2 separate regions of the Mus musculus genome follow, and region 2 is linked to region 1. A link is a loop called in an ENCODE intact Hi-C map of the cell type or tissue named here. Cell type or tissue: left cerebral cortex. All regions are shown on one strand. Links, peaks and the distances in the headings refer to the core of each region. The heading gives the core; the rest is flanking DNA.

Region 1 (15,444 bases), core at 4,117-12,116:
GATGTTCAGTAACTCCCCAGGGAACTCATATGAGTCCAGTTAGTAGGAGAGAAACAGTTTTCTGAGTTGCAAGTTTACCACTTACTCAGTTGCAATGGTAGCTTGAAGTCTAGCAGATTTTTGTTTTGTTTTGAAATGGTTTCTCTGTGTAGCCCTGGCTGTCCTGGAACTCACTCTGTAGACCAGGCTGGCCTCAAACTCAGAAATCCACCTGCCTCTGCCTCCCAAGTGCCTAGTATGTGTAAGCAGCCATAAAAGCAGATTTTTCTTTTTTTTTAAAGAAAGGGAACATATGCCTAGAACACAGCCTCTTTTACACATTTCATAACTACCCTTTTTTCTCCATTGCAGAAGGCCCTCATTACCAAACCTTTCTTTCATTGAACATTTACTATGCTATGCGATAACTACTTTTATACACTTTATTTAATCTCAAAAGTATACAGAGTGGCTATTTTAACACTAGCTTTTGCTGATGGACCAATAGAAGGTTAGAATGTCTAGGTAATTTGTTTAAGATCACATAGTTACCATAGCACAATTGGGCGTACTTATTTTATTTTTTCCTGTGGATGCTATCAAGCCCCAGGCTTTACATATATAGTCAAGTACTCTCTCTGCTACTCCCAGACTAGGAACTTGGATTTAAACTTGTATTTGTTGACTTCTAAGGCCAGCAATCCCAAGTCATCTTGTTTTCTTTTTAATAGACAGAACTCAATTTTATTTATTGGCTTGCTGTTTAGCTAGGAGTGGTCATGAGGTAGAGATAGGAATTGTTCTGAATTGCACAATCACAAGTGATTTAGCCACAGTTTGTCTTTTGCTATTTTTATTTTCTGCATGCTTGTCTAGAAAGCAGGTGTGACAGAGCATTGTCTTTTAAAAGTGATGTGAATGGACTGGCATTAGTGATATCTGAAAGCTTATAAGAATCACAACATCTCAGGCATAACAATGGACACATCGAATCAGAATCTTCATTTTAATGAGATCCAAAAATTATTTGTGTATTAAAGTTTTGAGAAGCATTGGTTTTCTTATGGTCATGAGGTTAGGGACTAAAGACAAATCTACAAAGTATATTTCTAGGTATGTATTACTTTATGTAACAGGTGTATTTATGGTATAGGTCAAATAAAAATCTTATAAATTAAATAATATTAAACATATAAAAATAAAAAAGGACATTTTTTTTGGTGGATCTCTATGTTCCAGCCATTGGGATGGGAATTTTATTTGCAATTTTTCTTCAAGCAGTACCATGGGTATAGATATTGTTCTAATGGCTATTTTGCTAGTGCAAAAACTGGAGATTAGAGAGTCTAAGTGATTTGTGTGTGTGTTTTTTTAAATTAGGTATTTTCTTCATTTACATTTCCAATGCTATCCCAAAAGTCCCCCATGCCCTCCTCCCCACTCTCCTCCACCCCCTCCCACTTCTTGGCCCTGGCGTTCCCCTGTACTGAGGCATATAAAGTTTGCAAGACCAATGGGCCTCTCTTTCCACTAATGGCCGACTAGGCCATCTTCTGATTCATATGCAGCTACAGACATGAGCTCCGGGGGTACTGGTTAGTTCATATTGTTGTTCCACCTATAGGGTTGCAGATCCCTTTAGCTCCTTGAGTACTTTCTGTAGCTCCTGCATTGGGGGCCATGTGATCCATCCAATAGCTGACTGTGAGCATTCACTTCTGTGTTTGCTAGGCCCAAGAATAGCCTCACAAGAGACAGCTATATCAGGGTCCTTTCAGCAAAATCTTGCTAGTGTATGCAATGGTGTCAGTGTTTGGAGGCTGATTATGGGATGGATCCCCGATATGGCAGTCTCTAGATGGTCCATCCTTTTGTCTCAGCTCCAAACTTTGTCTCTGTAACTCCTTCCATGGGTGTTTTGTTCCCAATTCTAAGAAGGGGCAAAGTGTCCACACTTTGATCTTCCTTCTTCTTGAGTTTCATGTGTTTTACAAAGTGTATCTTATATCTTGGGTATTCTAAGTTTCTGGGCTAATATCCACTTATCAGTGAGTACATATCATGTGAGTTCTTTTGTGATTGGGTTACCTCACTCAGGATGATGCCCTCCAGGTCCGTCCATTTGTCTAGGAATTTCATAAATTCATTCTTTTTAATAGCTGAGTAGTACTCCATTGTGTAAATGCACCACATTTTCTGTATCCATTCCTCTGTTGAGGGGCATCTGGGTTCTTTCCAGCTTCTGGCTATTATAAATAAGGCTGCTATGAACATAGTGGAGCATGTGTCCTTCTTACCGGTTGGAACATCTTCTGGATATATGCCCAGGAGAGGTATTGCGGGATCCTCTGGTAGTACTATGTCCAATTTTCTGAGGAACCGCCAGACTGATTTCCAGAGTGGTTGTACAAGCTTGCAATCCCACCAACAATGGAGGAGTGTTCCTCTTTCTCCACATCCTTGCCAGCATCTGCTGTCACTTGAATTTTTGATCTTAGCCATTCTGACTTGTGTGAGGTGGAATCTCAGGGTTGTTTTGATTTGCATTTCCCTGATGATTAAGGATGCTGAACATTTTTTCAGGTGCTTTTCAGCCATTCTGTATTCCTCAGGTGAGAATTCTTTGTTTAGCTCTGAGCCCCATTTTTTAATGGGGTGATTTGATTTTCTGGAGTCCACCTTCTTGAGTTCTTTATATATATTGGATATTAGTCCCCTATCTGATTTAGGATAGGTAAAAATCCTTTCCCAATCTGTTGGTGGCCTTTTTGTCTTATTGAGGGTGTCCTTTGCCTTACAGAAGCTTTGCAATTTTATGAGGTCCCATTTGTTGATTCTCGATCTTACAGCACAAGCCATTGCTGTTCTGTTCAGGAATTTTTCCCCTGTGCCCATATCTTTGAGGCTTTTCCCCACTTTCTCCTCTATAAGTTTCAGTATCTCTGGTTTTATGTGAAGTTCCTTGATCCACTTAGATTTGACCTTAGTCCAAGGAGATAGGAATGAATCAATTCGCATTGTTCTACATGATAACTGCCAGTTGTGCCAGCACCATTTGTTGAAAATGCTGTCTTTTTTTTTCCCCACTGGATGGTTTTAGCTCCCTTGTCGAAGATCAAGTGACCATAGGTGTGTGGGTTCATTTCTGGGTCTTCAATTCTATTCCATTGTTCTACTTGTCTGTCGCTATACCAGTACCATGCAGTTTTTATCACAATTGCTCTGTAGTACAGCTTTAGGTCAGGCATGGTGATTCCCCCAGAGGTTCTTTTATCCTTGAGAAGAGTTTTTGCTAGCCTAGGTTTTTTGCTATTCCAGATGAATTTGCGGATTGCTCTTTCTAATTCGTTGAAGAACTGAGTTGGAATTTTGATGGGGATTGCATTGAATCTTTAGGCTAGGACTTGAATTCAAACCTGTCAGCTCTTAGAGCATGCATTTTTAAGCTTTCAAACAAATCTCACCATGTAGTTTTTTGGTAAGATACCTGTCTTTTTTTTTTTTTTAAATAAAAGTCTTGTGATTTTTTTTTTCCCTTAAAGACAAGATCTGGCTGTGTGGCCTGTATTAACCTTTTGTCCTCCTACCTTTGCTCCCCAATTTTATTTACAAGTGTGTCACCATTCCTGGCAATTCTTTACAGTTCTTTCTGAGATAGGATCTCCCTCTGTAGCCCAGGCAGCCTCCAAACATGCAATCCTGTTGCCTTAGCCTCTCCAAAGTTTATGATACACTAAAAAACATGTGATAGACATTAAAATCTAATGTCAAGTTATCTAAGTCTTTAATAGAACTTATATAAAGTTAGAGCAACAATACAAAGAATAAAATGGTTTGGAAGTTCTTAACTACCCTTCTTTGACATTATGATTTAAATTTTATTTCTTAGAATTGCTAAGTATGTTTTAAATTTCTAAAAATAGTTGAAGTGTTTTTATATTTACTGTATTTGGTCATGCAAGTAATAGGTGGTTTTAGTAGAACATTAAAAACAGAAAACGTATGAAGAATGACATTAAAATAGCTTATAAACCCAGGGAGTATTTATGCTTTTTGACTTTTCTGACACCTTTATGAATATTCATTGTCAAAATAATGTCAAAAGATGAGTTATCTGCTTATAATTCACTAAGTTTGAGGTTTGCATATCATTTTATTTTGAAATGATGTAAACATAGATTAAATTGTAGTTTTTAAGTAGACACTTTGATGTTTTCATCTTCTCTCTTAGGCATCTGTGAGTTTGTATTTTATTCTACAGTATATGTGCTGTTTATACTATTGAGATAATGACTAAGATATACAAACACAATGTTTCAGAGTGCTTTGTAAGAGTAAGGAGGGCAGGGATGAGATGGAAGAAAGCCTTAGAGAAGAGCCAAGGCTCTCCAGCGATGCCTGTCTTCTCACTCTGCCCAGGGACTGACTTCATTTGCTGCTTCAGAAGAAAGCCATTTCATCTTTGTTAAAGAGCATCAATTAGTAGATTTCCCCCTAAGTTGAGTCCTAAATTGCATTTTCTTTTTTTTAAAACCATTGGTTTGAGTTTTTCAATCTAAAGCAAAATAGAACAAAGTACTTCAGCTGTTTTTCTGATTTTCTTGACATCTAGGAGATTATTCCAAATTCATATCTTTTTTCTCTTTTGCAGGCAGGTGATATGTATGTAGTATTTGTGTATGAATTTTTTGTCTCTACCAGTGCATGTAGATGTGTATACATGTGAGAGGCCTGAAGTTGATGTCTGAACTCTTCCTCGGTTACTCTCCACCTTGTCAGGGACTTCAGCTGAATCTAGAGCTATAGCTGGTCTAGTTCTCCAGCTTCCTTTGGGGCTCCTCTGGTTCTGCCTTGTGAGCCCTGTGATTGTAAGTGGATTACTGAGCCCACCTGACATCGCATGATCTCAGGGCACCTAAACATTTATCCTCATATTTCCTGCTTAACCAGTGAGTTCACTCCAAAAATATATTTTGGGCGTGGAGTGGCCAGTGCTGGGGATTAAGTTCAAGGCCTTCTGAATTCTAGGGGATACTTTGTTATTGAGCGACATCGATATTATCTGACTTTTTTTGGGTGTATTTTAAATGTACATTTATTTTATGAGCCAGTAAATATATGTAATTAAACTAAAATGGGTATATTTGATTTGTTAAAATATGGTATAACGTTTGGAACTACTCTTATATCTTAGAGTTCTTCCAGCTATTGATGGCTCATTTTTTATAGCTTATTTTTTCAGCTAAGAAGACTTATGAACATTTTCACTTGGTCGTGTTTGTTGTAGATTCTATTCCCAGAAGGTTTCTAGCTAATCATTGTTCTTGATGTGGACTGTCAGGGTAGGAGATGATTTTGCAAGAATAAAATCTGCTGTTACGCTGTATGGACAATTTATTTAGATTCTCTCCAACTAACAAATAATGCTTGGTGAATACTTAATGCAGAACTATTTCTGTAGAATGAGAATTGGTAAAAAATAAATGAATGTTTAGTGCCTCTGATATATATTGATAATTCATCTTCTACAGGTATTATATCAATTTATAGAACTGCTATATAAATAGATGAGAGCCAAGTGGTAGCGGCACATGCCTTTAATCCCGGCACCCAGGAGGCAGAGTCAGGAGAATCTCTATAAGCTTGAGGCTAGCCTGGTCTACAGAGTGAGTTCCAGGACAAGCAGGGCTATACAGAGAAACCCTGTCTCGAAAAAATTAAAGAAAAAGAAATAAATGAGAAATTCATGTTATTATATTCTTGGTCAAAATTAGCTATATTACTGGGTATTAATATCTTATTTTACTCTTTTATAATTAAATGGCCAAAAATAAAAATTTGTAATTGTTTTATTTTTGCTCTCTTTGATTCTTGATATTGTAATTTGTACAACTAATTTGTTTTTCACTGAAGATTGTCTACCTTACATCTCACAAATATGCCCTCGCTTTCTGTAGCCTCGCTTTCTGTGGCCTCACTTGGTTGTTATTAACCAAGTCTGGAAATACTAAGCAGAAAATCCTAGAGTTGACTTCATGTTTTAAGTTGCATGCTGTTCTGAGTATCACCGTGAATTCTCCTGGTGTTCCATGCAGGGCACAAATCATCCCTCTGTCTTGCAAGTCCATCTGCAGTGTCTACCTGCCCGTTAGTCACTTAACTGTCTGAGCTCCCAGCTGACAGACTGAGTGTGGTGTAATAGTGCATGTGTTAGGCAACCTCACTTTACTTAATAATGGTCCCAAAGTGCAAGTGTAGTGATACAATTTAGACAAGTCCTGAAATGTTTCCTGTAAGTGACTATCTTGCCTTAATAAAGAAAGAGAATCATATGGTGATGTTGGCATGCTAAGTCAATCTTCTGCATATAAAGTTATGAAGGAGTAAAAGAGAAACTACTCACAGTTTGCTTTTCAATCCCAGGCTTCAAAATGTATTGCTGCAGTGTATTGTAAGTGCTTATTAAGATACCAAATTTGTATGTGCACATATAAAGAAAAGAGTATTTCTAGAGCTTGGTATTGCCAATGGTTTTAGGTATCTATTGACAGGTCTTGGATATTTTCCCTGCAGATAAGTGACAGGGGTAATGGTGAGAGACCAAATCTTTTGGGTTCAGACTCCATCTTAGAGAACCTGACCTACTGGTTGAGCTCAAGTAAACTAACAGGCTGCTACCTAGCACCTGTTTCTGGGCTAAAACCCCAACCTACATCTTTCACCAGTTTCCATATTATTCTCCAACAGATCTGCACCTCCACGTTACAAGCCCATCTCTGACACTTCACTTCCTAGCAACCACCAATCAGGAGGGAAACAGAAGTTAAATTTAAAGTTTGGTTCCCATACCAGCCAATTATGTTAAAGACTACAATGGCCCTCCAATCAGTTGTGTACCAGGCTAGATACCCTTTCTTGCCTTTATAAATGCTTGTCTAAAACTAGGCTCAGGTCTCTACCTTCCTGCTGTGTCAGGGTTGGCTGGGAGCCTAAGCTGGAGCCTGAATAAAGAGACCCTAATGTGATTGCATTGGAATTAGCTCCTTGGTGGTCTTTGGGGTTCACGAATGTTTCCTGGCACAACAATGGCTACTCGATTGTTCTAACACTGCATATTCAATATCCGCTGAGTACCTTCTTCCTTGATTTAATTTTTGGATCAAAAATAAATGTTGAAGTATTAAGGTATTTGATTCTCTATAGGAAAGAAAGAAAGAAAGAGAACCTTAATATTGACAAAGTTGATTTAGTATAATACTAGTATCAAAATGAAGATGAGTAGACTCTGCAGAAATATAATTTCCTGGGTTAAAGTTAGGATTTATTTGTATTTAAGAATCTTACCAAATTTTTTCTTCTGGAGTATTTCTTAAATGATTCAAATTGCTCTATATCTCTTGAGTGTATGCATATGTACGTTTGGGCTTTATAATAGCATAGACTATATACATAGATAAATTGTTTTTATCTCTAACTCTGGTAGGTAGATTTCTTATATATATATATATATGTACACACACACACACACACACACACACACACACACACACACACACACTAAGTGAATGAGGATAAATCAATTTCCAAGCATTTTGTTTTAAATATTTTCCCTGTAATTAGATAAAACCCCACAAGATGGCACTCATTATCCATTTTCTCCTTATCCTATTTCAGACTTGACCAGGTAATTTAAAGATTATGACTGGATAATATAGGACCATAATTAAATATTTATATTCTTACTCGGTAGTAGAGATGCAAATGTTTGTAGCCAGATGTTTCTACTTCATTTTATAATTACAAATATTTCCCAGTATTATAGGAGAATAATATTTTTATATTTTAATACCCTCTCTGGTACCCAAGTCACTTCTGGTGTTTAATTCGGTATACTAGTCTGATTCCAAAGAACTAAATAAGACCTCTGTGGCCTGAAGAATGAATTTGCCCCTAAGTATTTGTGTCATTGTCACTGTTTTAATAACTTCTGAGGAAAGTAGAACTCAGTATTATTGTTGTCAGTTATTACTAAGAGCAGCCTTTTGCCAGTCATGGGAATTTCAAGACTCTAAGCAAAAATTTAAAGAAATACCACTGATTTAAAAAAATTTCTGGAATGCATAAAAGATCATTATAAATATAAGTTGGATGACGTTGTGAATGTCTGAGGAAACAACAACAACCACAACACAACATGGTAGGGACCAGTGTGCTGTGAAATCTTTGGACTGGAAGAAAAGGTTCTTAAAAAGACAGAACCCAGATGCCCCTCAACAGAGGAATGGATACAGAAAATGTGGTACATCTACACAATGGAGTACTACTCAGCTATTAAAAAGAATGAATTTATGAAATTCCTAGCCAAATGGATGGACCTGGAGGGCATCATCCTGAGTGAGGTAACACATTCACAAAGGAACTCACACAATATGTACTCACTGATAAGTGGATATTAGCCCAAAACCTAGGATACCCAAGATATAAGATACAATTTCCTAAACACATGAAACTCAAGAAAAATGAAGACTGAAGTGCGGACACTATGCCCCTCCTTAGAAGTGGGAACAAAACACCCTTGGAAGGAGTTACAGAGACAAAGTTTGGAGCTGAGATGAAAGGATGGACCATGTAGAGACTGCCTTATCCAGGGATCCACCCCATAATCAGCATCCAAACGATGACACCATTGCATACACTAGCAAGATTTTATCGAAAGGACCCAGATGTAGCTGTCTCTTGTGAGACTATGCCGGGGCCTAGCAAACACAGAAGTGGATGCCCACAGTCAGCTAATGGATGGATCACAGGGCTCCCAATGGAGGAGCTAGAGAAAGTACCCAAGGAGCTAAAGGGATCTGCAACCCTATAGGTGGATCAACATTATGAACTAACCAGTACCCCGGAGCTCTTGACTCTAGCTGCATATGTATCAAAAGATGGCCTAGTCGGCCATCACTGGAAAGAGAGGCCCATTGGACACACAAACTTTATATGCCCCAGAACAGGGGAACGCCAGGGCCAAAAAGGGGGAGTGGGCGGGTAGGGGAGTGGGGGTGGGTGGGTATGGGGGACTTTTGGTATAGCATTGGAAATGTAAATGAGCTAAATACCTAATAAAAAATGGAAAGAAAAAAAATATAAAAAAAAAAAAGAAAAAAGAAAAAAAAAAGACATTTTGCCTAGGCAAAATGTTACACAAGCCCCCAATCATGAAACAGTTGTGCTTTCCCATGGGGGTCGGTATGCTAACAAAATGATCATATTTAGTGATACACGGAATAGTTCTTGACTGTAGTAAAAAGAGTGTTTAATGCATTGAAGATAGTGTAGTTACTAAATGAGCTATTATGATTGCTCAATGTTTCAATGAACAATGTTACACTTTTTTTTTTTTTGACAAAATAATGCTGAGGTTTGGGGAGACTGGATTCTAGATTTAGCCGAGTCACATCCATGACCTTTCCCTATCTGGCCTTACAAAGAGTCCCAGATGAAGGATTGAATTAAATTGTTACTTAAGTCTTTTCCAGCTCCAGTATTAAATGATTATTTTTTCATGAGAAAGTGTATTAGACAAGTGCATTCTTGTGGAATTTTGTCATACTTTTGAAAGTTATACATGTGAGATAATTAAATCTGTGTGGAGAAGTATGTTTCCCAGTTGAATGTTGCACATTTGTTTTTATACCATGTGAAGACTTGCTTACTTGTTTATTCTGTGGAAGTGTGTGTCTATGTGTGTGTTTTGGGGGTGGGGACAGCAAGATTTTCTTTTCAGATAGCTGCAGTTACGTTTTGTTTAGAGAATTTGGTTATCTGCATTTAACCTCTTTTTTTAATTAGATATTTTCTTTATTTACATTTCAAATGTTATCCCCTTTCCTAGTTTCCCCTCTGAAAACCCCCTCCCCCTCCCCCTGCTCCCCAACCCACCCACTCCCATTTCTAGTCCTGGCGTTCCCCTATACTGGGCATAGAGCCTTCACAGGACCAAGGGCCTCTCCTCCCATTGATGACTATTTTAAAGTAGCCCCAATATGTAATTTTACTTGTGAATATTTCAGAATGCATTTCTTAACTTATGAATTTGAAACAAATGTGAGTCACAACAGCTTGAATCTTGTAGAATTTTTTTATAACTTAGTTTTTACTTACAGGAAACTTATGTAATGGAAAGATGATAAGAAAGGAAGAAAGAGTTGGGCTATGGAAATGGGGTTGGAGCTTTATCAGTGAAGGCCAGAATTGTTTGTTAAAGGAATTTTCATTCATTTACTATGGAGAACATGTAGTAAGATAATCTACATTTTTATTTCACACTGTTACTGTGTTATGCCTAATTTCATTCACAAGGAAATGTTCTTTGGCTTTGCAACACTGGGCTGAGCCTTAAGGATTTTCATCATATATGTAAAGGTGAGGAGTTTTAACAATCAAATCACATAGAACACTCACAACCTGTCACTTTAGTCTAGGCTATTTCAGAGAATGGAATTAGGAGGTCTGTCTTTATTAATTTAAAACAAATCCTGAATTTCTGTATTTTATTTTTGAGAATTTTGTGTGTATATAGAGAGTGAAATATGATAATATCTTCAGCCATTTCCATTTTGCTCTTCCAACACCTTCCATCTCCCTCCAACATATCTCCCTCTCAAATTCATGTCTTTTTTGTGTTTGCTATTTTTGATAAGCTATTAAATCCATTAGTGCTGCCCATATGTTTATGAGTGTGGGACTATTCACTGGAGCAAGAAAACACCTACTATTGGTTACATGTCCTCCCTCCCAAAGTGATTCTTTCTCTTCTCCCTATTATCACCTGCCAGGAGCTCTACAATAATGTGTAGAACCTGGAGAACAACTTACCCATCTATGCTGGTAAATAGTAATTTGGGTTACTATTGCTATGGCAAGCTCCATGTCCAAAAGCAGGCTGGTGAGGGAAGGGTTTATTTGGCTTAGAATTCTGCATCTTTAGTTCATCACTGAGGGAATTCAGGACAGGAGCTCAAACAGGAACCTAAGCAGAGTCCACAGAGGGGTGCTGCTTACTGGCCTGCTTTCTTATAGAACCCAGGACCATCAGCCCAGAGATGGCACCACCCACAATGGGTTGGCCGTCCCACATCAATCAGTAATTAAAAAAGTGTCTTACAGGCTTGCCTACAATCTTATGTTATGGAAGCATTTTCTAAGTTGAGGTTCCCTCCTCTTAGATGACTTTAGTGTGTGTGAAGTTGACACAAAACTACTCACCATAGCTGAAATTTTTGGCCAGATTGTTCTGTGCAGGTAACCATAGTTGCTTTGAGTTAATGAGTGTGATAGTCATGGCATATCTAGAAGATAGTAAACACAGCCTTTTTTGCCTCTGACTTGCATTCTTTCCATTTGCTCTACTGAGATGCTGAGGTCCTTCCTGAGCCTGGTGGCGGTGGTATAATAAGGAAGTCCTATTTAAGGCTGAGAACAGAGTCTTTTACAAGCTACACGAGTCTCTATTGACTGTTGCTTCCTGAGACTTCCTTGACAAAGGTTGAGAGCATCTCAGGCCTATGTCTATAACATGTTTACAAGGCAATTTGGCAGCATGATCATTTATCAAAAACCAGTAAGTTGTACACTAGGGTATATGACCTTCCCAGCCATGGATTTTGACCAAAGGTATAGCATGAAATTCCCTTTTCTGGAGCAGGCCTCAAATATAATCAGAATGATGTTAGTTATCCCGTAACAGTCATGTGACTATGGCACCAGTGGATGTATCTTACCTGGCAGGTTGGTATTGTAGCATGCAGAGATGAGTGATGGATAACATCATTGATTGTCCCCTGTCCTCCAGCAGCCTGAATTTCACCTTCTGGCACTATGACAGTTACACAGAAGCAAGAAATTTCCTGGTCAATTTGAAATTTTTTTTTTTCTCTGTCCTACTGTCAAAGTGTGTGGTGTCTTCAGCAGTAGGGTCTTTAAAGTGTAATATTGTTGTTTCTTATTATCTTATGTATGTTTTGCCTGCATATATGTTTGTGCACCATGTATGTGCTTGGTGCCTGCAGAGGTCAGAAGGGCGGGTGTTTGATCCCCTGAAACTGGAACTACAGACCATGAGCTGCCATGGGGTTCTGGGAATCAAACCCAGGTCCTCTGGAAGAGTAGCCACTCCCAGAAGAGTGCTCTTAATGGGGGAGACATCTCTGCAGCCCAGCAACAGAGTCTTACTAACCATGTAGTTATTGTGGGTAACCAAGGCACTGACAATAGCCTGGGTGTTTTGGAGACCTCTGGAGCCTCATTGACCAGGTGCTCATAGGGAAATCCCATGCCTTATGGGGCAGTTTCCATTTCATCATCTTCTGGGAGTGACATTGTCTGCCCAACTAGGGTAATTCCATTTGAACTTTAGAAAAAGTTGTATTTGTAATTAGCTTACTAACTAGTGTGTCTTCATATACATAGGCATTTTCATACACACTTAGTTTGGGTTTCTCTTCATTCAGATTCAGCCTCATAGGTTTGTTTGATTTTTGATATTATATATTCTTCTAATTATGGAAGCCTTTATCTATACTGAGAACTCGTGTTCTCCCAAATAAACGTATTACAGACTAAAATAGACTGTTATGTAAAATCTATTTGATTTATTAATGCATATTATACATATATAACATATATGTATAATTGTTAAGAAAACAATGCCAAAATTATCACTAACATTGGGATCATTAGATATGTACAGTAATATTCTGAAATAAAATCACTTGAAGTATTTTTTTCATGTATGGTTAAGTTCTACCTAGACACATATCTAGGTTTCTTGATTTTCTTTTCTTTTTTGGGGGGAGAGGAGTTGAGATAGGGTTTCTCTGTGTAGCCCTGGCTGTCCTGGAACTCACTCTGTAGACCAGGCTGGCCTTGAACTCAGAAATCTATCTGTCTCTGCCTCCCAAATACGGGGATTAAAGGCGTGTGCCACTGCTGCCCGGCTTGATTTTATTTTCAATTTTAAGAGATGTTTTAAAACATTTTTCTTTTATATTTAAGTAAAAGTTTGTATCAAAAAAGTTAAATCAGTAGAGCAAGATTACTAAAAAAGCTCACTTTTCCTAAGTATAGAACAGTCCACTTGTGCTTTAGCCTCCCCTCCCCTCCCCTCCCCTCCCCTCCCCTTTCCTCCCCTCCCCTCCCTTTCATAACCTTTCTCTATTGTTTCTTTTCTATCAGCATCTGATTTTAAGTACTATTCTTTTACTCTAGTAAATCAGTCAGCACACTTACTATAAATTTTTTCATCCTTGGCTTAGTTTTTGTTTGTGGTATTGGATGTATGTTGTTAGAGACTATAACCATTACCTCCTGTGTTCTATTCCCTGTAACCATTGTTTAGTCTTAGTTCTGTAAGTAAATATACAGCTAATGATTACAGTCAGTTCTTAAATAGAAGTCTCCTCAGTCATTGGTATTACGTGGAGTTTGTTTTCTAACACATTTCTCTGGAAGGACTCTTGGGAGCATTCTTTGAGTTATTATATCCCCTAACAGTTTTTCTCTGGCCTTTATACTTGGAAATCATCATTTTGGCTTTATATAAAAATCCCTGGTTTACATTTTCAACCCTTGGGTATCTCTAGCCTGTTATTTTATTATGGCCCAGAATAAAATATTGGTGTTGAAAACTGATGATAAATTTGATTTTCACCCTTGTAAGTAATTTGGTCTTTTTGCCTGTGCAAAGGATTTTTTTCCTAAAAATATTTATTTTTATTAGTTTTAATTGATGTGTGTGTGTGTGTGTACTCCAGAGGTGAAAGGTGTCATATTTCACTGGAGCTGAACTTATAGTGCTGGTGATCTGCTTGATATGGGAGATGGGATCTGAACTTGGGTTCTTTCTAAGAGCAGCACATCTTACAAAAGTGTACCTTCCATTGTAACTGCTGAACAATTTCTTCTGGCACTTTTCTTTTTTTATGCAGTATTTTAGTAGAAAAAACCCACATATATATGTCACAGTGATACAACATGTCCTTTTAACATATAGTTTAATTTTTGCTGAAGAATTTTAATTAATTATTTTTAATATCTATTTTGTCCCACTATGTTGGTTTTCTTTTTTAGGAACTTCTATCATACTTGTGTTAGATCTTTCTTAAACCTGTTTTGATATGTGTTTTTTTTTTAAAAAAACATTCTTTTTATTTTATTTTTGTCTTTATTTTAAATTTATATTATCTTTTGAAAAATCAGTTTTTAAGACTATTTAAAATATTTTTTTCCATTTTTTATTAGGTATTTAGCTCATTTACATTTCCAATGCTATACCAAAAGTCCCCCATACCCACCCACCCCCACTCCCCTACCCACCCACTCCCCCTTTTTGGCCCTGGCGTTCCCCTGTACTGGGGCATATAAAGTTTGCGTGTCCAATGGGCCTCTCTTTCCAGTGATGGCTGACTAGGCCATCTTTTGATACATATGCAGCTAGAGTCAAGAGCTCCGGGGTACTGGTTAGTTCATAATGTTGATCCACCTATAGGGTTGCAGATCCCTTTAGCTCCTTGGGTACTTTCTCTAGCTCCTCCATTATTTAAAATATTTATTGGATCTGTTTTTTGACAATTTTATAAGTATGTAAATTTTTGCTACTATAGCCCCTACCTTTTTTATTTTTCCTGTTATTCCTACCCACTTCCTTATGCCCACAATTCCCCTCTTTTGCATGATTTCCTTAGCAGTTTTACTGTTTTTGGATTTCATATTTTAAATTACAAAGTATCAGCTAATATAAATGAAAAATTTGTAAGTTTATTATTTTATTATTTTAGAAATTATAATTATGTCATTTTTCTTCTTCCCCTTCCCTGCTCCAACCCCTCCCAACCACCCTGCTTGCTGAATCTAACATTCATGGCCTTTTTTTACTTAATGTTTTTTACACACACACACACACACACACACACACACACACACACACACACACTATGTATATAGATATACACACACACTATATGTGTGTGTATATATATATATATATATATACACACATACATACATACACACATACATATATACTTATATATTTATACTTATGTATATACCCAAATACATAAATACCACCTGATCACCTTGTTTAACATTACTTGTATATATATGATTTCAGGGCTAACCACAATTCCCTTTGAAGCATTCAGGGTTTGTTGTCGCTGTTATTGTTGTTGTTTTGCGACCCACTGAGATTAACCAGAATCATGTGTGTGACTATGTCTTTTAAACAGTTAATTGGAGCTTAGTTGGTTTCCAGATGGTACACAACTGAAGACATGACTGCCCTTTTTTTTTCAGAATCCATAAGTAGCTGGTAGCTTAGCAGGGAGGAGCAGGTCCCACAGGCCCCTCCCTGACCACCTGTTGATAGGCTCATTTGTGTGTAGACTTAATGAATATAGCCACAGCTGTTTTGAA
Region 2 (15,444 bases), core at 2,869-10,868, 1.2 Mb after region 1:
TCACCAACGCTAGCGAGCTTTGAGATTTTCAGCGGGGGAAGTTGCCTCTCCCCCTTGGCCTCCATCACTCTCAAGGCCCAGAGATTCACCAGCTCTGAGCAGAGCAACCATCCTAAGCTGTTCCCTAACCACTCCCTGGGTACCTCATTGTGGTGATGGAGAACTGGAACTTTCCTTGCCTGTGCTGGCTAGCTGTGGAACCTCAGGCAAACCCCCATAAGCCCTGTAAATCACATTAAATATACAGAACCTCCAGAGGCAAGAACAGAAGGAGAGATCTTACTTCAAATCATCGGCGGCCAGCATTTCCTGAAAGCCAGCGTACACCACCCAGAATTGTGCGTGGAGCCCTGTTCTTCAGAGCCTGCCAGTAGTGTCCCATTTACAGCTCACGGTGACCCCGTGAAAACCATCTATTATTATCTACGTTTGGAAGAAGGGCCGACAAACAACACAGGAAGGTCAAACAGTCTGTCCAATGTTCACACCATTAAGAAGTGTAAGAACCAGCCTTGGATCCAGGCAGTGTGAGTCCCGTGACTCACACATCCTTCCCCTGGCTCCATCAGTGATTAGACACAGCATGCTCCATCTAGCTGCTCCCCACCCTGGCAGGGGCTGAGACCTGCAGGATGGGAGGCAGAGCCCATGGGCACTGGCCCAGGTCCCGGGGCTTCCTGGTCCCAGTTCTTTGATCAGGTCTGCCAGGTAGTGTATCCGCCAGCCCAAAGGTCAGGTGGTCCCACTGATGAGGTCCCGCCAATGGACAAGGGAGCCACTAATGAGGGCATCATGACAGATGAAGGTGAGCATTGCCAGCATCTCCCTTCATCCCTCATACCAGGGCGCAGAGAAGGACCTCGGGGAGGAGCAGGGGCAGCTAAGTTAAGACCAGGTGTTCTGAATCCATGCTCCCCCCGCCCCCCATTTCTTAGAAAGCTGTCTTGGCCTCTTCCTTTCCATCCTTTCTCTTCTCCACTAAGAGATACATTAATGTCCTGTTCTTTACCTATACGATGACTTCATCCCCCTCTGCCTCCAGGGAGGACTCATGAAGACATCTGCATCCTTTCCCCTACCTTGACCCATAAGACAGATAAAAATACTGAGACCCAGGAACCACAGAATCAAGAGTAACAAGGATGCTCCCAGTGGGAGGCTTTAGGGTCATCTTGCCCCTAAGGTCCTCATCAGGGAGAAGTATCGTCACCCAGGGGCAGCTAGACAAGAGTGATGCTGTGTCCTGGGGTATGATCACAGTGCCTACAGATGTGACTGTCATCTAATAGACAGGGCCAGGGATGGCAGGTATCCTATATGGTATAGAACAGCACCGCATAGTAAAGAAAGTGCCACTCAAAGTGCTAATAGCACCCCTCCGCCAGTGTCTATAGATGAGAACTGGAGTCCAATAAGGAAAGAGATTTCAATTGATTCACTGACAATGTTCCTTTTCCTAAGAAAAAGAACCCTACAAACGTCCCAGCGCTGTTCAGCTTAGAGATGCCATTTACCACTTCTCTGGCCGCCCTATGTGAGCAATGTGTAAGGTCTGGCCCAGGAGATTAAGCAGTGTGTTGCTTGGGTCTTCCAGCCGAAATGTCTCCTTGCATGGGAGGGCAGTGATCTTTCCCTTCTTCCTGCTGCTGTCTGAAGCACAGGTGTAGCATGGGCAGCATTTTGGATGCAGAGGCAATGTACCAAGGATGGAGGCAGGAGGTCCTGATGGAGTGAGATCACTTCCTAGCCCTGGACTCCTGCTTCAAAGTGGGAGGAAAGGAGGAAGAGCATCCTCCACAGCTGGTCAGTTGGGGACCCTTCAAATATTTACGAGAGACCAGACAGGTTCAACAGAATGACTGCAGTGGCAAAGCCTGGGTCAGCCTTGTCTTTAGCGAGCACAGGCCCATCCGATAAAAGCAAGCCTTCTGCATCCAATGAACCTAGGAGGGGTATTTCAGGAGGATGTGGTCACAGATACTCATCCTGGCCATAAACTCAGTCAGACAAGTTAATTCAGGCCAGTTCTCCATTAAGGATAATAAAAGGAAGGGAAGCCAAAAATCACACAAACACCATCTTGAAAGTGCCGAAAACCATAAGTCACTGAGACATTCCCAGGTTAGATCCTGTGCCCAGTGCTGAGCTATTGGGCTCTTTTCCTTCGTCTCAAGGATGTTTGCTGACCTTGGAAATGTATCGGAGCAGGGCTGTGCTGTGGATCCCTTCAGGGTTGGAGCGGGGGAAAAGTGAAGCCACAGGGTTTGTGAAGGAAGGATGCTGCAAACCCAGACCACGCGTGGAGTGGAGCCTGCATGTGTGAACCAGGGGCAGGAAGAGCAGAGAGAGCACCACACCAAGTCCAGATCCAGCCAGCCAGAGCGCAGACCTGTCCCCTGGATTGGTGATCAAATTACATCTGAAGAAAATAAAAATAGTTCCTGGGTTTTGAACCCTAGGTATCAAGGTGTTATTCCGAACTCAAAGACACGGGGCAATATGTGTGGCTGGGTATGTAGTCAGTTGGTAGAAAGAATGCTTGCTTAGCTTGCACCTCAAAACAAGCCCTGGGTTTGATCCTCAACACCACGTAAGGTGGTAAATTCCACTCTCCAGAGGTAGGAGCAGGAGGACTAGAAGATCAAGGCTATCCTCAACTACACAACAAACTGAAGCCAGCCTGGGTCCTGTCTATAAAACAAAATAAAATGAAATGCAACAGCCAACACCAGCAGACTCAAAGGTACACAAAGCCCTGGTGGTGTCCGGGATAAATTGTAAAAGCAACTCTGATTACTGCAGTCAAGCAACTGTTAGTCTAAGCTTGAAAAATTAACAAAACTAAAAACTATCAAGTGTTCTGCCTGCTCCATCCCTGATTCCACAGTGCAAGGAAAAGAGCAAGACCTGAAAGATACCTCTGACCCCGACACAAGCCCTGTGGTACTCACATATGAACATGCACATGCAATAATAATAAATTTTTTAATCAGGCTCTTGGTCTGCAGTCCTGGCTCACTTGGACCCTGCTATACAGACTAGGCTTGTAGAGAACTCAGAGATCATCCTGCCTCTGCCTCCCAAGTTCTAGGATTAAAGGCATGCGCCACTACACCCAGCCCATAAATTACCTTTAAAAGGGCTACTAACTGTCTGGTTCTGGCAAGATCAACTTCTGAAAAAGGCAACTTAATGGAGGAGACCCAGTGTTGCCGGGGCCAGGGGCAGAAAGGGTAAATGACTAGAGCAGGGATTTTACCTATACGATGACTTCATCCCCCTCTGCCTCCAGGGAGGACTCATGAAGACATCTGCATCCTTTCCCCTACCTTGACTCATAAGACAGATAAAAATACTGAGACCCAGGAACCACAGAATCAGTGAGCTTTCCACGTGGTGTCATAGTGTGGTACTCACACTTATATGTTTGTCCAAACACACCGAGTGTCCAACACTGAGGGACCCATGTGTAGACTATGGACCCAGATGCTAATGATACAACAACTTGGGTTCCTCAATTGTAACAGATGGACCGCTCTGACACTCAGAATGAATGACATGGGGGTGGGGAATATGTGGGAATCAATTTTAGTATGAACAAAAATAGTTTTTAAAATGATTTAGTTTTAACTCTGTGTGTGTGTGTGTGTGTGTGTGTGTGTGTGTGTGTGTGTGTGTACATGATATCAAGCATCCACATAGGCCAGAAGGGGCATCAGATCCCCTGGAGCTGGAGTTATAGTGGTTTAAAGGCATGGATGTGGATGCTGGGAACTGAACTCTGATCCTCTGGAAGAACCGTGTACACTCTTAGCCACTGAGCCATCTCCTCAGCCCCCAAGTACTTTAAGAAAGTCAAAGTTTTTAAAGATGTGAGAAATGTGACTCTTCTGTGTGCTAGCAAGGTCTTGAGAGATGAGTGCAGTGCCCTTGACACACTGAGGGAAGAGATTGACAGGAGCGCCATCCCCCCTCCCCCATGGCAGTGAAGTGGACCATCATAGTACAAATCAAAGAAAATCCTAGCAGGGTTTTTTTTTATTCATATTCTTTATGAATATGGGTGTTTTACCTGCATGTATGTTTCTGTCCCATGTGTGTACCTAGTGCCTATGGAATCTAAAAGATTCCCCTGGAACCTTTTACAAGTTACAAGCAGTTGTGAGCCATCATGTGGAATCTAAAAGATGGTATAAGGTCCCTGGAACCAAAATGAGCCATCATGTGGGTGCTAGAAGCTGAACTCGGGTTCTCTGAAAGAGCAGCCAGAGCTCTTAAGTACAGAGCCATCTCTCCAGCCCCAGTTTTTCTGAGACAAGAGCTCATCTAACTCAGCTAGCCTCAAACTTACCCTACAACCTTGAACTTCTGATCCTTCTGTCTGTTTCCTGAGTTTTGAAATTACAGGTGAACTCTCCCATGCCTAGCACGGGGGAATCAAGCCCATGCCAGGCAAGCTGTCTACTGACTGAGCAACATGCCCCTTGCCTGGCACTGAATCTGAAGACGTCAGGAAACAACCCAGAAATCATTCTAGGTTTTCTTATCATTATTGGACTACATTACCATGCAATACCCCTAGCCTGAAAAGCCCTCCATTGGTCTACTGTCCAAATAAGTGAAGCCTTTGTGGCTAGGGTCTTACACTAGGTTCCAATTCACACCTTCTCACTGCTCTTCCAATTCACACCTTGTCAGTTCACACCTTCCCACTGGTCTCCCAATTCACACCTTCCCAATTCACACCTTCCCACTGCTCAGCGGCCTTTGTGGCTATGTTCTCCTACTAGCTTCCAATTCACACCTCCCACTGCTCTTCCAATTCACACATTGTCCCTGCTCAGCCTTGATTTTGTGGCTAGGCTCTCACACTAGCTTCCAAATCACACCTCCCTACTGCTCAGCCTTTAATGAGCACTATGGTCTTTGTGACAGTTATTCAAAGGCTTTCCTGAGACAGTCTTTGGCATTTAGGGTCTTAGTTACATGCAGCATTTAAGAACAAATAGGTGACTGTTGGAATCTACATTTACAGGAAACCTGAGTGTTCCTAGTTGTCCTTATCCTAATATCTCGCTTCAGTGCGTTATTGCTAGCAATTCACGATCCAATGTCAGGACACCATGACTTAAAGCTGAAGCTCACACTAGGACTCTGCCCTGTGATTCTGCACTCTATGAGTTTGGGCAAAGGCATGGTGACATGTCCGCCTTAACAGTGTCATACAAAATGGTTTCACTGCCCTAAAATAACCATTCCCCAGCTTTTCATCCTCTGCACCCCAACTTTGGCGACCTGTTTTCTAGTTCCATGGTTTTGCCTTGTCCAGTATGTAGTATTTTGGTCTCTGCTTACCTCATTGAGGTCTCTTCCATGGCTCCTCATGGGTTAATAAGTCATTTCCTTTGTTCTTGCTGAATAATATTCCTCTGCATGAACATACCATAGTTGATCCATTTGCTTATGGAAACTCCTCCTGCTTGCTTCCCATGAGTGAAAAAAGGCCAGCAATTCTCAACCTTCCTAATGCTGAGACCATTTAATACAGTCCCTTTGGTTTTGTCCCACCATTGGTTAAGTGGCTGTGGTGACGCCCCCCCCCATAAAATTATTCCATTACTACTTCAAAACTGTAAACTTAATGCTGTTATGAATCATAATATAAATATCTGTGTTTTCCGATGGTAAGAAGTCTTACATGACTTCCGTGAAAAAGTCATTCAACTTCCGAAGGGGTCACGACCCACAGGTTGAGAACCACTGATCTAGCATGTGTTCAGAACCTTTCTATTAACTTCAGGTGCCGTTTGTGTCCCTAAACTTTAGAACAACACACTCCTGGGTTTAAAGAATAAGTTCAAGGGGCCTGGGATGTATCACAGTTGGTAGGTGTGCCTAGCAGACATGAAGTCCTAGGTTCAATCCCCGGCAATGCATAAATCAGATGTGTATGTATTCCTGCCATTCCTGCACTGGGGAGATGAAGGCAGGAGGATCAGACATCCAAGGGCATCTTCAGTTCAAGGCCAGCCTGGGATACATGAGACCTTGTCTTAATTAAACAAAATAAAAAACAGCTTGTAAGGAGAAAGTCGAGCTTAGTCCCTTTGGTTTTGTCCCACCATTGGTTAAGTGGCATAGCTGGCCTGTCCCTCCAGGACCTCCGTGGTTTGCCTGGTGCCAACTGTGAGTATGTAATGGACCCAAAGTCTTCCCTGTTGCTATCATTCCCTGTGATAACAGTGGAACTCTGCTGCTAGATAAAGCATGTGGGTAATTCCCACTCACAAATTTGCTGCCTTGCTCCACCTCAGTCTCCTATGGCCATCTCAGTGAGCAAGTGGAGACACGGATGTCCTGTCTCCAACTCTCTCACCCTTCCCTTCCTCAGCTACCACTCGAAATAAAAACCCACTTCACCACACAGCTCCCAGTAGAACAGTAGCCCTGGAAAAGACCACACCTGCCATCAACTCCCCTGACACAAACCTGGCAGACAATAGATGCTCGATGATGTTTGCCAAAGGGATCGAGGAGTGAATCGATGGCTTCTGTCCCTCCTCTGGATCCCACAGAAGGCATGAGCAGAGATCTGAGGTCGCCAGGCCCAGAAACTCTGTCATTTCCTCACTTCCCGTGGCTTTTATCTTCAGGGAGCAGAAACTGGTCCTTTGGGGGGTGGTGTTCCAATTCTGGCCAGCTGGGTACCAAATCACCCCCATTGCAGGGATGGGGATGTAGTTCAGTGCTACAGCACTTGCCTAGCATGCATCAGGCTCCGAGTTCCATCCCTAACATCACATAAAACCAGGATGATGGTGCATGCCAGTAACCTCAGGATCAGTCTCAGATGCAGGCCAACCTAGGGTACATGAGACCCAATCTGGAAAAAAAAAATCAGGCCAGAAAGATGGCTCAGTGGGTAAGGGCACTTCCCTCTAAGCCTGATGTCTGAGCTCAGTCTCTGGAACCTACATGGGAGAGAGAGAGACAGAGAGAGAGAGAGAGACAGAGAGAGACAGAGAGAGACAGAGAGAGACAGAGACAGAGACAGAGACAGAGACAGAGACAGAGACAGAGACAGAGACAGAGACAGAGACAGAGACAGAGACAGAACTAGCTCATCTCTGACCTGTACACACACATACAATGGACAGATAGATGGATGATGGATGGATGGGTGGATGGATGGATGGATGGATGGATGGATGGATGGATGGACTGTAAAAACAAAAACAAAAATAAAAACAACAAAACCCTTCAGCCAGTATCTGGGCTGAAGGTTTCAGGGACAAGAACACCCCAGCCTTTCTTAAAAACCTCCCAGGTCCCAGACACAGCATCTGCCCCCTCTGCTGGCAAACCTGGGGAAGTGCTTGGACATCCATGTATCATCCTCTCTCTGAGAAGGCAGAAATGAAAGGCTATCTGAGCTCCCTGTGGCACCCTGCAGCATATCCTGAGCCTGGGAAGAGACAAGGTGAGCAGGGACGGGAGGTGGGGGACCAGTAGTCTCGCCTGAGTCCTGCCTCAGTCAGGGGCCTTCTCTACTGAGGCTTTTGGCCCTGACCTTTGCCCATAGGGCTGACCAGGGAGTCATAGCTGAGCAAGGCCTGGATGGGAGGCTCCAGACTGAAAGGGGGGGCATTGCTTTTATAAATAAATAAATAAATAAATAAATAAATAATCGTTCCAAGGATAGGCATCCCGCTACCAGCCCAACCCGACACTGACTAATCCCATCTCAATAACATACAGCATACCTCCTATACCATACTGCCCTCAGTTTACCTGACAGTAGCATGCAGCCCCCCGGTACTGCCCTCAGCTCACCTTGCATCTGTCCTGCAGGTAGATACAGAAAAAGAGGCACAGAGTAAATAAATTAAGGCATCAGAGTAAGCATAGCTCCCTTGGGCCAGTTGCCCTGTGCCCTGTGCCTCATCTATTATTTCTAACTCCATAACCAAGGACGTCCCCGGCTTTCCCAGCTGGTCCTGTATCTTTCAGAGCCAAGATGCCTTAGATGTGGCTCAGCTGGAGTGGAAAATGGCCCAGGGCAAATAAGGCAAACCCCCAGGAGCAGACACTGCCTCAGATATCCCTGCTGGGTGGCCTTGGGCAGATCCCTCAGCCTCTCTGAACTACTGTGGTCTCACTGGCAAAGAGAAGCAACTCCTGACTTAGGTGTGAAGACCAGAGACAATGTACAGTTTGCAACACAGCCGCATCCTGGCAGAGAGCATCCAGGGACAGAGCATCCAGTGACAGAGTATGGGGACAGCGAGTCGGGGCACAGAAAGGTCCCCTTGCCCTGGAGTTTGAGCTGGACTTACCGATCAGTCTCTGGTGCTCTTGGCAACTCCAGAGCAAGCAAAGAAAAGTCCCATACTCACTCCCTCTGTGCACTGGAGGATATGGGCTGTTTAGATGTCCTCTGATCAGTGGCCACATAAGTGAGGTTGGAATCAGAGCCTCCAGCCTCAAACAAGCCTTGGGAGGACCGTGGCCCTGGCGCACAGTTGATCTTGACCTCATGAGAGCTCTTGAGTCAGAACCACCACCACTGAAATGTTCCTTAACTCCTGACCACCACAACCAATGACATCATTAAAATAAAATTTAAAAATAGTCACTAATACACTTTAGACTCAGAGCCTCAGGTCAAGAGAGTTGTTAGGGGCTAAGCTGTCTTGTTTCCACAGTCCTGGCCACACAAATTAGATACTAAAGGCTGCCCATGCCCTTTGGACCTTGCCAAGAAGAAAGAATAATAATTTAAAAAAAAAAACCCTAACGTTTATTGAGCACCTGCCTCCCACTGCCAGCTGCCTTTCAGGCACAGAGCCGAGTGCTCTGCGTTGGTCTTCCTCCTATAACCTCCCAGAGCACCGAGTCTTATACCGTCCTCATTATCCAGAAGGGAAAACTAAGGGGACAAAGGCTGAGTGATCTACTCAAGGTTCTGTATAGGAAGGTAGCAGATCTGGGACCTCAATCAAATTCCACTACCCCAGAACCTATTCATAGTATGCATGACCCCAAAGTGCACATGACCCCAAAGTGCACATGACCTGCTACTCATTCTCTACCCTGTCACACTGTCACACAGCCTGTATGGCCACCAACCACCACCCTGTGACAGTGAGTAAGATAAATTCCACGGAGCCCATCGTCCCTTAGCCGAGGCAGGCCCTCTACCCACAAACACCCTCTGCCTCTATCCCTGCAACAAACTCCTCACCACCCTGTGCTGGCCACAGATCATCTTCAAACTATAGGGACCTTTCGCCCTCTTCCTGCCCCTTCTCCATTTTTCCCCCCACAGATGTAAGGAGAGACCCAGAGAGGTGTTGTGGTTTGTGTTAACGACACAGAGTGGGGACAGCCAGATCTCTGGACTCTCAATTAACCTCCCAGCTCATCACCATTCCAATGCCCATCGTAGATAGACTCCACCTCTGTCTCCACACACTTGATATTGGAACTCCCTAGCAACCTCCACAGGCCCAGCCCTGGGGATTCAGCCCAGGAGGGGCTTATCTGCACCTGTAGCGTGCCAGGCCACCTTGATTAATGGGCTGTGATTATCTTATCTCTCAGTAGGGCAGCTAAGGATCAGGGGTGGTGGCTGGCAGGTGAACACAATCAACCAGATCCACCTAAGAGTTGGGGGTGGTGCAGAAGTGGGAGATTAAGGTCCCCAAAGGCTTTGTCCCTCGGCAGCCTCCTGCATTCCTTCCTGGGTGGGCACCCAGGACTGGGTCTGTCACTTAACGAGGGCTCCATCATCATTACCCGTCATTCTTGCTACTGCTGTTCCTTCTTGGGGAAAACAAAGAGAGGGACCAGGAATCCAGCTGTTCCCTGAAGCCTCAAAAGAGGACTTTTTGGACTGACTTGTTTTTTGTGTTATTTACCCAATAACTGGAGGGTTGGGTAAATCACTGGAGACTAGAGCAAATCTCCTCCCATATGAGTACTCCTGACATGTTAGAAGTGTGTGCTCAGTAGTAACTAAGGGGAAATCAGACACCCAACTCTGACCAAGGGCCTGGTGTTGAAGTGTGCTCTACTCCCTGGGCCCCTCCCCAAATCTAGTCTTGGCTTGGGAGACAAAAGGGCCTGAGTCACAGACTCACCCAGGCTGAGAGGCCAAGCAAAGATGGCTGCACATTCTTTACCCAGGACGTTCTGAGGTCACTCATGGTGGGCGGTTACTAGGACTAACAGCATCCTGTAATAATATTGTTTGGATAATAATTCTCTTCTACTCTGAAGGAATAAGGTTTTATTCTTCCCCCAGGGACAGTGAGACTACCTAACCTTGAGCAAGTGAACAGCAAGCATGCCTGAGGTCAGCCTGTTAACTCAGTCAGGACTGTGTAGGACCCAGACTTAGAACCCCATGGCCAGGATGTTTGGAGGACCCCAGTCATTCTCTTCCCCAGAAATGTGTGGTCACTCTGCAGGGGAAGGGAAGATAAAGATGGATGGAGATAATGGTGACTAATGAAGACAAGGAAGGGTTACAAGGAAAACATAGGCTTTTAGATGGATACATTGAATACAAAAAGAATACATTGACTTCCTGAGAGGGAGGAGAAAGAAACATGGATAGATTGCTCAAAGGGAAGAAGAGGCAAAAAAGATACAAAGATTTTCAGGAAAGGAAGAAAGAAAAGAAGGAGAAAGGGAACGATAAAAGAGATGAGTATCAGAGTCTTGCTGACTGTCATCCCAACCCTGTTGACAGGGCATGGCAACATGGGAGCCCAGCCAGTTTTTATTCCCAGAAGGACATACCCAGTGACTCTGGGGCCCCAGGAAGCCATTTTCCATCCCCCACTCCAAAGCCATTCCCAGGAGCACACCTCCCACTTGCTGTCTATCACCCCTTCCCACCACCCTTTCCCAGAGGGCAAAGGGCGGTACAGCTGAGGAGCTCAGTCTGCTATCAGCCCCATTTCTCCTAGGCCTGTTTATTCTGGGTCAGCAATTAACAGATCCCCCTTCCCAGATCAATTAATAGTGGGGACCTCCGAGGGCACAGCCAGGTTAACTCGCTGATAAACAATGGGAAAGAGATAGAGTCTACTCCCTAGTCTATGAGCCACCCCCCCCCCTATCTCTCCAAGAAGCCCAGATCCCATTAGAGTACAGAAAGACTAGCAGTGAATGGAGCTGGGAAACCCTTAAGCTTGGGGGAAGGGGACTGAGTCCCTAATTGGCTTCTCTTGTACGGGACAGCTCTGGTGAAGATCACTGGCCTCCGCAAGAGACAGACTCAGGTTCATAGGCCTGCCATGTACCAGCTAAGTGAGCCAATGTCTTCTTTCAGCACCCTGAGACTCTACTTGCAAAACTCTGTGATGCTGAATGTTTTGGTACGCACCTATAGTCCCAGCCCCTGGAAAGGAGGGCTATGAGTTTGAGTCCAGCCTGGGCTACACTGGAAAACCTTGTCTCAAAAAGTTTTTTTCATATAAATTCATATATAGCTTTTGTATAGTACAGTATACAAAAGTATACATAATTAAATATATTTTAAATAGCTCTGTTAGTATTAAATAGTTACTTCATGCCCAGCCCAGTACTGGGCCTCAATGAGACTTCCAAACGTGATAGCCCTGCCTGTCGTCAGGCAAAGCTTTGGACTTTTTTGAGGTCTTTGGAGGGACCCCAGGCAGCGTTTTCATCCTTCCCACTCTCTAGGTCCTTCTGTCCCACTGCATCACTCGGGGAGCAGCACAAGGATGCCCTGCTCTCTCACGTTCCCAAAGCACATCATCATGGCCACTGTGCAGTGCCGTGGCCGTCAGCCATCACTGAAAAAGAACAGAGGACTGGCCCTTGCTATAGCATGGAGAAACTCTACAACGTCAAGTTAAGGGAAAGAAGCTGGCTGTGCCAGTCACATTCTGTGTGTGAAGACGGACATTCCTAAGAAGCATTTAAAGCAGGCAAAGTCGTAGACCCAGGCTGTGCTGTATTAGCTGCCAGATCTGGCAGGGAAAGGAGGGGAAAGGCCTGCGTTCATGAACAGGGTTTCTTTTGGAGATGACCAATAGTTTGTAACTACAGAGAAGTGGTGGCTCCTGTCAGTGCACTAAACACTACTGGGTTGCTCATTTTAAGATGGTAAGGGAGCTGGGAAGTTGGCTTGGGGGTTAAAAGCACTGGTCGCTCTTCCAGGAACCTGAATTCAATCCCTGGTACCCACACAGTGGCTCACAACTGTCTGTAACTCCAGCCCCAAGGGATCCAATGCATACATGGCAGATGGGTGCACATGTAGGCAAAATGCCCATTCTCACAAAATAAAGGTTAAAAACATTTTTAATAGATGGTTATTCTGTGCTATATGATTCTTACCTCCCTAAAGCATGATTACATTGAAACTCCATTTCTCAGTAGCCCCAGGTACAAGTAGCTAGTGGCCATGACTTGGAGTGGCAGGAGGAGATGTTTTCTTGACTACAGAGATTCCACTCAGACACTCTGTCAACCTTGACCTCCAACTAATCAATTATAGTGATCAACTGTCTCCTAAGACAGACATGACATCACCCAATCCTCTTACCAGGATGGTTTTACCTTTGCCTCCACAGGCTGGAAAACCAAGCCTGGGAGAGGAGACACAGAACCCCAAGATTGCACAGAAAGTAGCTGGGCTTATGCTCGCTCTTGGGGCATGGAAGCCCAGCTGGCCTCCTATTCTCCTGTCAACTAGATATTCTTCAGCAAAGGGTGTGAGAGGGTGTGGTCTGGAAGTGGATGGGTGCTTCGTTGCTGTGTGCGGGATCTGGGGGAGGGGGAAAGAACTCACGGCCAAGTAGTTTGGAATCTGACAACAATTCCAGGAAGCTGGAGGCTGGGTGATGTGCTAAGAGGAAAGAATGCACCTATTCCTGACCCCAATTGCCTCACTGCTTAGCGAGGTCAACACAACTCGACCCAGCGGCCCCTGATCTGACTTAACAGCCCTCCGTGGTGGACTGCAGAGGGACCACTCCAGCCCTTTTAGCTTTCCTGACTTTGGCCCACTGGATTCATGGGGTGGTAGAAAAGGACAGAGTGTCAGAGCAGAAAGAATCAGAGCTTTGTTCTGGGCCTCTCCATCACGCACTGCCTGGGTGAACCGGAGGAAGCTAACCTTTAACCTCAATGCCCTCATCTCCAAATAAGGACCGTTCACATAAACCTCCTGGTGCTGTCAAGATGGAACAGGACAATATCAGTATCTACCAGATCCTTAATTAAGATGAGCTATCTTCACCAGGATCCTAGTAGCTGTCGCATGGAACTCTCTCCTGAAGCAGGACCCCCTATAATGTCCTCATCAGTGATGCTGTTCATATAAAGCTGGCCAGGCCCAGTGAAGGGTGAGTATGAGAAGCCACTGAGAGAGCCACAGAGACGGATGGTAGAGGGGCATCCATCCGGAACCTCCCTACTGTGCGACCGATTCACCTCCGTCTTCCCATCTTATGCACAGGAGGCGGTGATAACACCCCCACTGTGTGCCTAGACACTTGGATGATGGAGCACTTAATGTAGGACACACGCTGTCCCCTGACCCTGCCATCTGTCAGAGTGCTGAGCTGGGGGCTGGGCCAACAAGAGGGCTGTGAAAAACTAGACCACCAAAGACAAGAGATAGGGGCAGAGGAGAGAGGGCCAGGTTGTGTGGACCTTCCAGAAAGGAGGATTCTTATTTTATCCCAAAGGAGCCCCGTGAGCAGGAGATGGGAAGAGAAGCTCTAACTGCCAGAAGGGGAAGTATAGAGTGGAGCACCAGTCACAGCCTTTGTAGGGTAGTCATGAACTGTAAAGCTCAGTAATGGAGCATTGGCCTATAGAGGGCCCTGGGTTGACCTTCATTGCCACACACATACACACAAAAACACCTTCAAGACCAATGCCCCACCCCCCCCCGTCCAAGGTCTACTACATCCAAACACCTGGTGACAGACACCAAACTGGGATCTCTGCAGGTGACCTAGGTATGGAAACGTATGTTCTGATCAATTTCTATGTGCAGCAACTGCTTTACTGTGTCGTTTAAGACTCTCTCCCTTCTACTGTGATAGGTGCCAGCATCAGCCATGTTGGCGAGCCAGGAAACCAGCAACAGTTCCCAGCTGCAGGAAGCTAATCCTCAGACTTTAGCTGCCCACCTCCTCTCTCAGAATGAAGCAAAAACCAAAGCCAGGAGTAAGAACCAGGATTCGCTACAATGCAGACAGACCAATTCCAGCAGATCTGTAGATCTGTCGATCAGAACCAACACAGACCCATCACAACAGAGGTTTGACCTGTTAGAGCTTCCAGAACCATCAGGTATTCTAGTAAAGGGTCCCCCGAGGCAGTATCCACAGCTGGGTGGAACTTTGGGGCTCAGTGCCAGCCCTAACTTCCTTGCCCCTGTCTTCTCTATTGAGCTCTACCATGCCACCTCTGTCATTGGGCTCTGGGTACATCTCAGTGGGAGCTCTGTCAGCATTTGAGTCCAGAAACGTCTGGTCACCGTGTTGTACAGGAAGTCTCCCGCTCAGCTTAAGTGGAGGACCAGCCGTGCTGATGGATGGAGCTCGGGTGGAGCAAGCTGCTCACCCGGCAGAGAAGCACTGTCAGTTCAACTCAAGAGCAGGTGGAGCTCTTGAAACCCACCGAGCAGACCCACTGTGCACAGAGGAGCAGGGTGGGGATACACAGGAGAGCTACAGAAGCCTGGTGAGCCAGGCCAGAGACAACCCTAAACTGAATGGCTCCCCAGAAGGGGGCAATTAAGAATTGAGAATCCCTTTTCAAAGAGCCTTGTAAGAGAAGCCACACCCTGGACTTTCAAGCCTAGAAATCCCTTCTGAGGCCCAAGTTCTCAGCAACCAGTGGAGGAGTTATTGTAAGCCGGGTAAAAGGGCCGGGACTACCTCAGTTGCCCCCAAGGGCAACTGTCCAGCCATTCCCAGGCTCAGACCTCCGGCTCCCTCCCACCAGAGGACAATTGCTCCATTGGCTGGCCTAGCAAGAAGAGGTTCAGTTCCTCACATTCTCCTCTTGCTGTAGCCATGCCCAGCTCCTGCCTGCCTGCACCCTCTCCTTAATGAGGCCATTGTCTGCCCAGGGTTCCCCCAACAGCTGGTCCCAACCCCAAACACTGATGCCCTGGGTTTGCCCTCCACGGTCCTGCCCCTAGGTCCCTCCCAAAGATGCTCACTTCCTTCTCCTGCACCCAGAGCACAAAGTGCACACCCCCCGCCCAGAGCCTCTGACCTGCTGTCCTCTGAGAAGCCGGTCCCTTCCCCCGTCCTGCCTCAAGGGCTGCCAGCTGACTTCTGTGAGCCTGGGAAGGAACTGTGGCCCTGAGAGCCATGTCATTTAGTTCCAATCACAGAAATCGCTGTTTTATTTACAAGCAAATGAGCCATTCTGTGTCTGCGC

Evidence for each region. Peaks named below come from ENCODE experiments on the same cell type or tissue, not always from the same donor. Only the 100,000 strongest peaks of a DNase experiment are listed, where the experiment ranks them.
Region 2: a loop joins it to region 1, with 2.8 times the contacts of the local background. A loop is called at or near these places in 3 of 42 quality-filtered maps.

The regions. Positions count from the first base shown.
Region 1 is chr19:43,399,583-43,415,026 of GRCm38, reverse strand. No RefSeq gene overlaps it. Among named protein-coding and RNA genes, the nearest start is that of Gm38568, 18 kb to the left of the region's middle. In left cerebral cortex, for the core only: a CTCF peak has its summit at 7,630 (motif pointing right); no DNase peak of the experiment used is centred there.
Region 2 is chr19:42,209,504-42,224,947 of GRCm38, reverse strand. No RefSeq gene overlaps it. Among named protein-coding and RNA genes, the nearest start is that of Sfrp5, 15 kb to the right of the region's middle. In left cerebral cortex, for the core only: a CTCF peak has its summit at 7,361 (motif pointing left); a DNase peak (open chromatin) is centred at 7,358.